3 separate regions of the Homo sapiens genome follow, and all the other regions are linked to region 1. A link is a contact called in ENCODE Hi-C or POLR2A ChIA-PET data. All regions are on one chromosome and are shown on one strand. The core of a region is the stretch at or near the end of the contact, and the rest is flanking DNA. Distances in the headings are between cores, read along the strand shown. Region 1 holds the start of AMMECR1 (AMMECR nuclear protein 1). Region 2 overlaps ACSL4 (acyl-CoA synthetase long chain family member 4). Region 3 holds the start of NXT2 (nuclear transport factor 2 like export factor 2).

Evidence for each region. Hi-C counts contacts between places; a loop is a spot of excess contacts on that map. ChIA-PET counts read pairs that join two places held with the same protein, here RNA polymerase II (POLR2A). Pooled maps may share reads with other maps.
Region 2: a pooled map shows a loop between it and region 1 (5-fold over the local background). The contact joins the enhancer-like site here to the promoter of AMMECR1 in region 1. A Hi-C loop is called at or near these places in 1 of 37 single-sample maps with no recorded cell type and 4 of 50 pooled maps. POLR2A ChIA-PET finds 5 or more read pairs at or near these places in 1 of 52 experiments (activated T-cell).
Region 3: a loop to region 1 is called in a map of CD8-positive, alpha-beta T cell, with 31 times the contacts of the local background. The contact joins the promoter of NXT2 here to the promoter of AMMECR1 in region 1. A Hi-C loop is called at or near these places in 8 of 168 maps with a recorded cell type or tissue (B cell, CD4-positive, alpha-beta T cell, CD4-positive, alpha-beta memory T cell and 4 more), 2 of 37 single-sample maps with no recorded cell type and 19 of 50 pooled maps.

What each region holds. Positions count from the first base shown.
Region 1 is chrX:110,315,841-110,320,050 of GRCh38, forward strand. It overlaps AMMECR1 (AMMECR nuclear protein 1), which reads right to left and starts at 2,245. Exons shown (of 6, transcript NM_015365.3): 1 at 1,759-2,245. The coding sequence starts at 2,231. It overlaps LOC105373312 (a long non-coding RNA gene), which reads left to right and starts at 2,412. Exons shown (of 4, transcript XR_938504.3): 1 at 2,412-2,608. RefSeq lists silencers at 1,758-1,913, 1,958-2,017, 2,211-2,545, 2,278-2,427 and an enhancer at 2,108-2,237.
Region 2 is chrX:109,707,386-109,711,832 of GRCh38, forward strand. The region is part of intron 1 of ACSL4 (acyl-CoA synthetase long chain family member 4); the gene reads right to left. Among named protein-coding and RNA genes, the nearest start is that of ACSL4, 24 kb to the right of the region's middle. Within about 2 kb of position 1,911, at least 8 of the 41 ENCODE cell types and tissues checked have a DNase peak (open chromatin) inside an H3K27ac peak, as active enhancers do.
Region 3 is chrX:109,534,260-109,538,321 of GRCh38, forward strand. It overlaps NXT2 (nuclear transport factor 2 like export factor 2), which reads left to right and starts at 2,585. Exons shown (of 4, transcript NM_001242617.2): 1 at 2,585-2,762; 2 at 3,786-3,872. The coding sequence starts at 2,748. RefSeq lists enhancers at 2,566-2,765, 3,056-3,115 and a silencer at 2,896-2,945.

The DNA.
Region 1 (4,210 bases), core at 995-3,494:
ATACATCACAGACATCCAAGAGAAGGCATAAAAGTCACAAATAAGTGACTCAAGCTAATAAATATTTCATAGATTTATTTTACATGGCAGTCTTTTCAAAATGAATTTTACTTCTTAACCAAAAAAATGAATTGGCTAAATAAAAGTGTGGACTTAGGATTTAAGCTTCTAGAATTAACACTATGAAATTTATAAAGATATTTATTTGACGAAGTGTTCTCCTGGATGCTCTTTCATGCACTTCTCATAAACCAATGCCCAAAGATTAACCAAGTCTAAAAGAAAATGCACAGACCACAGAAGAGTCATACAAAATTAAAGACATTTAAAGAATGAAAGCCAAAGAAAACAAACAGTACAAATGCACAATTTCCAGGACACTTTATTGTAATTTCCACTTTACATATTAATTTAATATTTTAGTCTAGGCAGAAATGTTTATACTTATACAACAGTAGTCCAATCCTCTAATCTCACAAAATGAAAAGGAGCAGTTTTAAAAGAACATCAATTCAGGTATTTATGATATGGGGGACAAGGGGCACTTGTCTTAGCTGGAAAAGGGGCTGATGCCTTTCAGTACGAGTTTCACTGAAATTTTTTCTGTATTATTTTTCTTGTTGATGCTAAGTACTCAAATAAAAGCAATTGCACTTTTTCTCATTCTGCCCTCTCTTGGTCTTTACATTCTGTCTAGCATTTAACGCAAAAAGTCAGTTTACATTCAGTTTACACATTAAAAAAAAAAAACCATATGCCCCACCTCCCACACATCCAAATGGACAGGGATTAGAATTAACCTGGCTTTTAGCTGTAACAGTGCTATTTTAAAATTTTTCAACCACACACTTGAAGGGTAAAATAATTTAAGATACAAAACCAAAGGAAACCATAACAATTCCTACACATTTACTATTTAACTGTTCTCAAATCATCAAGTATAACATGGATTTCTTAAAAAGTGAAATCGACACAAAAGCGAATGCACGCTTAATGTACAAACTGACCGTGGCTCTGTGGGGACAGTTCTCTTTGAATGAGCTATTATCCAGACGGTGGAATGGAAAAAAAAAAAAAAAAGGTCGCACTCTTCAAATGTGAGGAAGCCGGCAGTGCGCTCGCTACACGAGAAACACATTTTAATGGGTGTATTTGGATAAAAATAAGTAGTAAGGGAAAAATGTGTTTTAAGAAACCTCCCCCCTTCCCAGGGCACAAGAAAACCCAGAGGAGAAGATGGGTAACCTCACAAGCTCCAGAGCTAAGTTCCATCACTAACAGAAGTTGGATAGTTGCTATTTTTCATCCTGCAATGGGATAGTAGTTCTCCATGTGCAAGATACGCGGGGCGGGAATACTGGCGGGGCTTTCACTTGGGGTAATGGAAACCAAAGTGAGGAGAGGTCAACACCTTGAGTAACCCAGATCTCCAAAACCGGGGCAGGGTGAGGGGTGGTGGGGGTGGTGAAGGAGACAAGTAAAGGAGTCAAAACTCCTCGAAGTCATCGCAAAGAGAAAGCTAACACCTCTAGGAGCCACGGGGCCATTCCTTGCAGCAGCACCCTGCTCCAAGTGTGGGGTGCCTGCCTCGGAGGGCAAAAAGCGCAGGGTGCCCTTAGTTCAGTTGAGTAGCTCCGGGGACCCGGGCAGCGAGAGGGCAGGGGCATCCGCCGGCCGGGAGGCGGACTCGCACTTTGCCTCAACTCTGAGCCCCATCCCGAGCGCAAGGGAGAGGGCGGCGGAGGGCACGGTACTCACTAGGGCTCGTTGGTGAATCGGGGGGTCCGGGGCTGCTGGTATCCATACAGGTGACAGTAGAGCACATCGAAGCAAAAGCAGCACATCTCTGCTGACACCACCATCTTCCGGGAGCCCGGCGATGAGGACGAGGCGGCGGACGATGAGGAGGGTGAGGAAGAGGTGGCGGCGGCCGGGGTAGAAAGTAGGGTCCCCACTCCGCAGCTCGGAGGTGGCGACAGGGCGATCCCCCCGCCGCCGCCGCCGCAGCCCTGGGGGGGAGAGAGGGTACAGCCGCTGCCGCTACCTCCTCCGGTTAGACCTCCCAGCCCGTTGAGCCGCGTACCGGCGCCTCCTAGTCCCAGCTCCCCAGCTCGGCACTGGCTCTCTCCGCTGCAGTGGGAGGAGGAGGAGGCGCCACCACCGCCACCCGAGCCAGAGGGGGGCGAACTGGACAGTTTCTGCTTCTTCACCCCGCAGCAACCCGCCGCCATCTTGGAACAGTCTCCCCCACGCAGCGTTTCCGACCCATAAGTGAGGCGAGCTGGCGGCGGGGGCGAGCACGCTGCGGCTCAGGCCGCCGGGGGCGCGCCAGAGGCTGGCGGGGCGCGCGCGCGCCGCTCCCGGCCCCGTCTGCCTAGCCACGCGGCTGCCCCGCGCGCGCCCCCGCCTCGGTGCGCGCTCCTCGCTTTCGCGGCTGGGCGCCTCGCGCCTGTCCCGCCCGACTCGTGCCTCTTCTGAGCCGCAGCCCCAGCCCCAGCCCCAATCTCAATCTCTCCGGCCGGCAGAGGTTGGAAGACAGGAAGCCGATTAGAAAGGAAGGTGAAGGAAACAAGAGTCAGACAGCGGAAAGTGGGAGCAAAGGGAGAAGGTGGGCACGCCCGGGAAGGAAGGAGGGAAAGGGAAACTAGTGGGGGTAGGGGGGAAGAAAGGAGAAAGTCCGAAGTAAGCATCCAGGTCCCAAAGCACAGCTCAGTAACCCCCCGCCGCAAGCAGTATTAATGACACTTAAGCCCAGTTACGTGGAACCTGAGCCACCCGGCCTCAAATACACGGGTTTCTGAACTGTTGGAGTGTGAGCGAGCAGGTGCCCAGAGCTCCATACCTGAGACCGCCCCTGTAAAGTGTGTACAAAGCAATCCAGGAAATGGCCACGCTGCTGTCTTTTTAATTCCAGCCTAAGCACACACCAGGGTACTCTTTCCTTTCCTTATGGAGAAATATTCAAGTCCGACTGAATCTATGTATCTTGTACTTGTTCCCCCAACTTACCCTCCTTGCCCCGTTTAAACATTTAAAAGCCAAAAATAAAGTCCTAACTAATACTTCACTGGTTCAAAGATACTAATTGTGCTTTGGGACTTGCAGTGGTGGACTTTTCTGGTTTTGGTTTTTATTTCTTGGCTTGGGTACAAAGCAATTAGGAATATTATCTGTAGTGCTCAGATCTTAGAGATAAATAGGGAAGGTAATGTACTTAGTCACAAATTGAAAGATTTTGTTCAAGTATATAATTAGCTCTTAATATTCATTTTTAAAATTTCTCAATTAAATGCTTGGATGGATGAGGAGACATATGAGTCAGTCCCTTTCTGGGTGCCTAAGTGCAGCTTAATAATAAAAATAATGACAATAATCAAATGTTAAAATTCGTAGAAATGAACGTGATAGAAATAGAAAGCGTAAGTTATTTGCATTGTATCTACACCATGCTAAAACATCTAGATAAAGTCAGGTATCTGCATATTTAAAAACTGCAGATTGATTTTTGTCACCTTTTTTCTACATGCGTGGGATCTTGCAGATAGCTGGGGGCTGTTCATTCCACTCAGGGAATAAAAACAAAACAATTTATTCATTCAGTAATATTGAGCCTCTGCACCATACTATGTGCACAACACTATACTTCTGTTGAAATCCAGGGCGTACTCAGGAAGTATGCCTCCCGCTCTAAAAGAGTTTATGAATTAAGTCAGATACATGCACATAATCAGATAAATAGCTATTATAGTATGTATTGAACACTTTTTAGGTCTCCAATACCATACCTCGTCCTACCCCATAATCCTTCAGAATAAGATACTATCTCGTTTTATCTTCACAACAATGCTCTGAGGTTACTCATTAACAGATGAGGCTATTAAACCTCAGAAGTAATTTGCCCAACATCACACACCTAGAAAGTAACAGAGCTAGGATTGGAATGCTGGCATGTCTGATTCCAAAAACCATGCCATTATACTACATTGCCTCTCACTAACAATATATGATAACAAGGCTAAGGATGGACAAAAGATAGTGACATTACACTCCAGCAGGTGGAACCGAGGTTAAACAGAAATAAGAACTTAGTTTTTATGGAAAGATTGAGAGACACTGAAATATGTTACCAAGGAAAGATGAAAAATCTCCTTCCAAAAAGATTTTATGAGATAGATAGATGAAAATCTGGAATGGTTAGATGCAGCCTAAA
Region 2 (4,447 bases), core at 661-3,160, 610 kb before region 1:
TGCTAAATAGAAAATAACTTGGTAATATGTGACAACAGGCCTTCAGTTATACTTCCTGCACTTGTAATTTCACTTTCTATTTCTGGGAATATCCTAAAGCCACAGTTCTCAAACTTTCGGGCACCAGAGACCAGAGGCGGAGCTCAGGCAGAAATGCTCACTTGTCGCTCACCTCCTGCTGTGCAGCACAGCTCCTAACAGGCCATGGACCAGTACCGGTCCATGGTCTGGGAGTTGCGGACCCCTATCCTAAAGGAAATCATTAGAGATTCACACAAAAAAATAGAGGACAGTCATCATGGTGGTATGGATAACAGAAAAAAAAAATAGGAACAACTTCAAATTCCCAATAGGTGATTGGTAAAATAATGTATCCATGTGATCAAATACTATGCGGCCATCAAATGCAGCATTGCCAGAGTATTTAAGAGTATGAGAAAATGTTTAAGATATATGAAGTGAAATTGGTTTAAGATGAAACTTCATACTCAAGATCAACTTCCTCAAATTTATGTAGGCTATAAACCAAAATGTTAATCTCTAGGTTGCAGAATTACAGGTGATTTTTTTTTTTATTGAGACAAGGTCTTGCTCGGTTACCCAGGCAGGAATCCAGTGGTGCAATCTTGGCTCACTGCAGCCTCGACCTCTTGGGCTCAAGCCATCCTTCCACCTCAGCCTCCTGAGTAGCTGGGACTACAGGCATGCGCCACCACATCAGGCTAATTTTTTGTATTTTTGGTAGAGACAGGGTTTCACCACATTGCCCAGGCTGGTCTCCAACTCCTGGGCTCAAGCGATCCATCTGCCTCAGCCTCCCAAAGTAATGGGATTACAGGCATGAGCCACTGCACCCACGTAGAGGTTATTTTTAGTTTTATCCTTATAATTTCCCTACATTTTCTAAAACTTCTACAGTGAATGTTACTTTTATCATTTAATAATAAAGTAGAAAATATAGCACCAGCCTTTCAATTAATTCTAATGTGTGTCTATGTATTGATAGTAACAATGAATATGGTCCAAAAGGTGTTTAGCCCTACTCAAGTGGCAAAGTAATACTGTAAAAGGAGCTAAAAGTTGGCTTTATTTGTACTAAGGAAAGCAGGTTAGATCTTCGGTTTTTAAATTAGGCTCAAAGCAAAATAAACTCTTCTTTTGCTCATGTAATATAACCTATAAGCTAAATAAAATGAGGGTTTTCTTCCTTACTATAACTACCATGGTTAACTGTTTTCTGAAGCTAAGCATCCTTTTGGTGTCCCTTATGTCAAAACGTGACTAACAAAAATTGACTGGTACAAGCTGAGTCTCCCTAATCTGAAAATCCAAAATCTGAAATGCTCCAAAATCTGAAACGTTGTGAGCACCAACATGACACACAAAGGACATTCTCATTGGAGTATTTCAGATTTTTGGATTAGGGATGCTCAACCAGTCAGTATATAATGCAAATATTCCAAAACCTGAAAAATTCCAAAATCCAAACACTTCTGGCCCCAGGCATTTTGGATAAGAGATACTCAACCTGTAATAGCAAGTTAACAGACAATATCAAAAAGCCAGACAATCATGAGGGGTTCTGCACAGATGAAAGTATAAATTTCTTTAAAGCTAAGAGTTCTACTTACTTATCCTATTAAAACAAATGGGAACTCAAATGCCAGATTATATCTGCATGAGATAGAATAGGTACCATGCCATACTTGCAACCTTCTGCCCCATAATGAAAATGTTTTTCAACTGACCAGAATCAGTCCCCTACAGGAAATTAAGCCTGCCCCAGGAGAAGGTAACTCAAGCAAAAGGAACCAAATGAATATCATTCCTTTGATGTCTGTGATTAGTAGACCCAGAGGGCTACTTTCCACACGGGTGATCAGAGGGCCTGTGAAAGGAGGGGATTTCAGAAGTGAGCTTTCCATCAGTACTTTCTTCTTTACAACCTGGTTCTGGGACCAAATACTCAAACTTCAAAGGGTATCATCTTACCTGTCTAGCTTCAGACATTCCAATCAACTGTGCTATCACATTACAAATGTGTACTAGCTGACTTCAAAAAGTAGGAGGCAGAAAAGGCTGAATCATTTCTTTCTCTCAAAGTTTTTCTTTCGAAATGTTTCGAGCAGTGGTAAAATATCATTAAGTAATTTCACTTCCTGTAAGGCCCACACATCTACAAATGTGTCCTGCAATAACCCCAACAGGGTCTGGCAGCATGGAGTTCACAATGCTAAAAAGTATAAAAAGAATACAGCTGCTACGCATACAATTCCAGTATAATAATACAACAGAATATTTTCTCAAAAATTAACTTTTACTCCAAAGTAGAGGGAAATCTCTCTGTCACTGATGGTTCGCTAAACTGGGTTGAGCCAGTACTTCGGAAGCTAGAGTCACAAACCTGATCCCCAGATAAACTGGTTAAAATGAAGGCGAGGCCGGGTGCGGTGGCTCACGCCTGTAATCCCAGCACTTTGGGAGGCTGCAGCAGGCGGATCACGGAGGTCGGTAGTTCAAGACTAGCCTGACCAACACGGAGAAAACCCGTCTCTACTAAAAACACAAAATTAGCCGGGCCTGGTGGTGCATGCCTGTAATCCCCTCTACTCAGGAGGCTGAGGCAGGAGAATCGCTTGAACCCGGGAGGCGGAGGTTGCAGTGAGCCAAGATCACGCCATTGCACTCCAGCCTGGGCAACAAGAGTGAAACTCTGTCTCAAAAAATAAAATAAAATAAAATGTAGGTGAACACATTTCCCAGCTTTCTGAGGACTGTCCTGTGGTTGTCCCAGCATAATTATCAAACCCCTCTTTCTTTTGCAAAAATATCCTAATGATGACCCTAGTTGTATCCTAACTTTCATCCCATAGAGAACAAGGCAAGAATGTATGGGTATATTAGCAGAAGCCAACCTTCACTCCTGGAAAAACACTTCCAAGTAAAAACTCCTGTTTGAATCCACAGTCATATACGACGGGCAAGTAAATGAAAGCACCAGCTGCACACCATTAATCACACAAACACACAAGACTCTTTATTCCAAGTGTTTTTCAATGATATCAAATTACTACAATCTTAGTTTATGTGCAACATTTATAATCCAATTTCTAGAATCTAGATTAACACCTTAACTGATGACTTCAAACTGAAGTCAATTTCTCATCTCACAAAAAACACACTTGTATCTTAAACAGATATAGGATAAATCAGATGCATTGTAAGAAAATATCTCCGTGTATAGGTATTTGATTTGTGACTTTAAAAAAGTATAGTCCTATTTAATAAGTTATGTTCACCCTTTAACTAATTTTATTTTTTAATTTTTAATTTTTTTTGTTGAGAGATGGGGTCTTGCTTTGTCACCCAGGCTGGAGTACAGTGGCACAATCATAGCTCACTGCTGCCTTGAACTTCTGGGCTCAGGGGATCCTCCTGCCTTAGCCTCCTATAACTAGGACTTAGAAACTCACCACTGCATCCAGCTAACTTATTTTTTTATTTTTGTAGAGTAAGCATCTCACTATCTTAACCAGGCTGGTATTAAACTTCTGGGCTCAAGTGATCCTCCGGCCTTGGTTGCCCAAAGGGTTGGGATTACAGGCATGAGCCACTGCACTCAGCCTAACTTTAAAAATCAGAGAAAAGGATATTGCCAAGTTAACTTTAACAATCAAACAAAAACCCTAGCCTTGCAGGAAATACATATTTCACACCAATTTTATTTTTGTAATAAACATGTAACCAGTTATAATTTCCCATCTATGGTTTTTTGGAAAATATGTGTCAATAGCCTCAGAGTTGCATATCAAATGAAGCATTTCATTCCCAATCAAGAATAAAAGACTAAAGCAAACCTGTATTTCTAAACTAATCCAGATCCTATAAGCTCCAGCTCTTTTTATGGTAGGTAGTACCAGACACAGACCATTCCATTTACTAAGGAAGACTATGCCCCAGCTGAGAGGCAATCCAGTATGGTAGTTAGGAGCCAATATGCTACAGCCAGATGACCTGGGTTCAATCCCTGGCTGTGCCACTTACTAGAGATGGATGACCTAGGGCAAAATATTTAACATCTTTTCCTCATTTGCCACAACCATAAAAATGGAGGGGATAATATTATTAGTTACAGGTACTGTCATGAGACTTAAAAGAGTTGATCTCACAGCTGTAGCCATTACGAACTTGAACCTCTTTTAATTTCTCAAAAGCATCAAGCTTAATCTCTCATCTCTGCTTGCTTCTAGCACATGCTTTTCCCTTTGCCAGTAACATTCTCTTCTGCCTTTTCTTGCTTCCCTTTAGGTCTTCATTTAAATGAAATGTGTAGAAAGCCTTCCTTGACCTCCTATGTTACGTGAAGTGCCTCTGCTATTTGACCTCAAAGTACCCTACGGGACAGCACTTAAATTTGTCTAAGTTCCTGTTCCCCTGCTAGGCTCTA
Region 3 (4,062 bases), core at 1,335-3,834, 780 kb before region 1:
TGCAAAACTGAGCTCCCCTCCACCTCTAACTCAGCTGTCCCTTTCCAGTACTTCAACCCTCCCATATTTTTCAACACTATTTCCCACACCAATAGCCATTCTCATAGCCATTAAAGAGCTCACAACAGTTGGGGTTCAGGGGACATGAAATGAGGGAAGACTTCATAGGGAAGATCGCACCTGTTCTGGTCCCTGAAGGGCAGGTAGAAATGGAGGGAACATTCCAAAATAAGAATATATAAGTAAATGCATGAATAGCCAAGTGTCTAAAAGCAGACTTTGGGATTTGAAAGTTTGGGACTGAAATCCCAGGTCCACTAGCTGTATCATCTTAACCAATTTACTTAACTTCTTTAAACTTAAGTTTAAATTTTTAAAAATCTAGATAATAATGTCTGCCTTTCTGGGGGTTGTGAGGATTGAATGAAATCATATAAAACACAATCTCTCAATCAAGAAAAACAATCACCAATGAAGTAGTAAACATCAGTCATTCTTGGCAAACAGTAGTAGTTAACTTTGCCAGTGTTGGTGAATTTGGGAGAATAGCCTGGGAAAATAAATTCAGATCAGACCAAGGTAGGTATTTAAAGATTATGAGAATTTGGAAGAAAATAGACAATAGAGTTATCAAAGTTTGTGTGGGAGGAGAGAATGAGAGGGGGAATGAGAGGGGGAAAGAGAGAGAAGTGGGGGTGAGAGAGGGAGGAGAGAATGAGATGGGGAAAGTGAGAGAAGTGTGGGGGAGAAAGGGAGGGAGAGAGCCAAGAAGAGCGAGGGAGAAAAACGAAGAGGGTTAGCCGGACGTGGTGGCTGGCGCCTGCAGTCCCAGCTACTCTCCTCGGGAGGCTGAGGCAAGGGAATTACTTGAACCCGGGCGGCGGAGGTTGGCAGCGAGCCAACATCATGCCACTGCACTCCAGCCTGGGCCACAGAGTGAGACTCTGTCTCTAAAAAAAAGAAGAAGAGGAGGAGGAGGAGGAGGAGGGGAGGGGAGGGGAAGAGGGAGAAGGGTTGCTATAGGGAATGGTCAGAACTAAGCAAGTTACTTAGTATTTCTTTGTAACTCAATGTTATGTTTATTGTCTAGCACTCTCATTACACTTTGAGCCTCACAAGGATTCGAAACATGCCTATTTTATTCACCACTCTATATACAGAGCCTTGCACAATCTTTGGCACATAGTGAATACTTGATAAATATTTATTGAATGAATTATGATGAGGAGGAGAGCGGAACCAAAAAAATAAAGATTCCGAGAATTCAAGATAGGTGACTGGGAGAATATAAAAGTTTGGAAGTGCGGAGGAAATAATGAGTTTAAATTTTGGACGTACAAGTTTGAGAAGCCTATAGTGCAGTCACGTTCATGTTTAGCAAAATTATTATGTGTAATTGGAGCTCAGATAAGGGGTGGGGGCTTGGGATAGGTTGTTGAGATTCATTAGCATACGAGTAGCAATTTAGATCACCCTGAAGAAGGGAGGCTTTAAAAGGGGGGATGCACCGGAAGTGACGCCAGTCAGAGGTTAACGGAAAACGGAAGCTGGCTGGCTGAGAAGAAGCTTCCGTTAGTCCTACCTTGAAGAGAAAAGAGCCAGATAAAGAGAAAGATTAAAAGTATGAGAAAATACAGAAGCCACTGGTCTCAGGGAGACAGAGAAGGATACCAAAGAAGAAGTAACTATTATGAGGGGCCACACACCAGCCACTCAAGGTAAAACTACGACATCTAATTAATTTGCCATTTAAATCAGAAGTCATTGGCGGCTTTGGGATGAGAGGTTTTTAAGGGGTGTTGGGGAGCAAAGCCACATTGCCATGACAGTTATATTGCTTGAGTTTGAATCTCAACTAGTTTGTGACCGTAGGCAGATTTTACAGTCTTAGCTGTAAAATGAAGATGATAAAATAATAGCAATTACCTCAGCATTGTTATAATAAGTGAATATATGTAAAACTGATTAGAAAAGCACCTTACATATAGTCAGCACTCGACATTTTAGTTATTGTTAGAATACCTTGCAGAATAAATAGCCCTTAAAAGATGGTGAATAGCACTGTAAACTTAATTTTTGTTGGTGTCCGTGAGACATTTTAAAATGCCAGAATGGAGAAACCAGATGAACTTTTCCTGTTCAATGTGGCTGGGTTAAAATGAAATAGTAATTTTAGGCATACTGCCAAAACGTAGTAATTCAGTGAGGATGATCCTTCCAGAACGTTCCAGAATGCTAAATTGTTCACTAGTCACGCACGCCTTTCCCCAAGCTCTGCCCACTTATCCTATAGGCTACGGAATAGTAGGTCTCCTCGCATTTCTAATTGGTCTTCAGAGGGCTTTGGCTCCGCCTCCTGGGGCAAAAAAGTCCCTGTAATTGAACACTTTCATTTTTGCTTGTCCCCAGGCTTGTCGTTAGAAAAGTAGGGGACTTTCCTGTTGAGTATCATGTTTACAAAAGCAAAGTGGCTTTTAAATTTTAAACTAAGTATCAAACAAGTAGATAAGGTGGATGGGAGGGATCTTCAGGAACTGAAGGGAAGTGGAACTTAAGGTTGGAACATCGGTGTGCTTTTAACGACGGACCGAGCTACTTCCGGGAGAGAATGGGAGGGTGGAAAATTTTGTGCGTTTGGCGGGTTTCGCTCTCTTCATAAGTATTGATCATTCCGCAGCCCTGCGGACCGGACACGTGAGGAGGTAGTGACGCCGACACTGCCAGAACACACTGCTACAAGGTCCCAGATGGCCACGTCTCTGGTGAGTGCCTGGGCCGTGGCAGGACGGCTGGGCGCCGGACTCCAGTGGCTGAGAGGAGGGATTCCGGGGCGGTCTGGCTGCTGCTCACGTGGATAGGTGACGAATCACGTCCCGGCTCTCTGCACTGCGGGGCGGGGCCCACGCTTTGCTGCCCGCCCTGCCGGCCCCACCCCCAGCCTGGTTAGCAGTCGCTTTCTGATCCCGGAAAGGACCCTGAGCTGGGAAATAGCGAGAGGCGGGGATGTTGGGGTTTGTTGTTTATGGCTTGCAGTTTCTTTCTCTCGATTATCTTCCTCTCTAAAAATCACTTTCAGTCACCTGACAAAGAAACTGGCGATTCATTGTTCTTAATTTAGTAATAGACTGGGCCCCGTACATGAATGAGAAGGAAGGTATTCCTTAATTCTCCGGCACGAACGCCAACAGCGTTGCTTTCTTCGGTGTCACAGTTCTTAGGCAAACAGCAGTGAATATTTACGCAATGTGGGAAAGTTTCCTAAGTGGAGCTGCCGGTTTTTCAAGTAGTTGAACTACTTTCGTGTGTGTGTGTGTGTGTGTGTGTGTGTGTTTCCCATTCATCAACTTTGGAGTTTGGCTCTAACACCTCACTTGAAAACAGAAAACAATTTCCTAGCTTATTCAGTGGCAGTTTTTGCCGCTCTCTCTCCTTTTCTAAGGTTCAGGTGGTGTCATTTTCATTGCCGTGAATGTTTGTAAAATATTGAAAGTCTAAAGTGCTTAGTTGCCAAGAAAAGATTATAAATTTATATGTGGAGACTGAAAAAGACTCAGATTCATTGAGAAGATTATGTCCTAAAGACATGCACTTAAAATTAGTGAAAAATTTTAAAATTGCAAACTTCAGAGTCCGGCCTTTAAAATGTCTGAATTTATATGAAAGAATGTGGACTGTATATAGAGCTACATAGTGGTTGAAATAAATCATCAGCTTCTGTCAGTGGTTTTGTGTTTGTGAGGGGTTGAAAAGGTTGGTAATCTATACTTCTGGAATTTTTCTTGTAGGATTTTAAAACTTATGTAGATCAGGCATGTAGAGCTGCTGAGGAGTTTGTCAATATTTACTATGAGACAATGGATAAAAGAAGACGGGTGAGTGTTATAGACTCTACTACTCTTTATAGACTACTACTCTTTATTAAATACCAGGTTGTGTCTGGAGCCAGCGTTTCATCTGACTTGCATAAGTGGTAACTGTGGATTTACTCTTTAAAAGCAAATTGCTCAGGGAAGGATTGGTATGGCATTAGTGGGAACATGGGCTCTGGAATCATATCCCAGG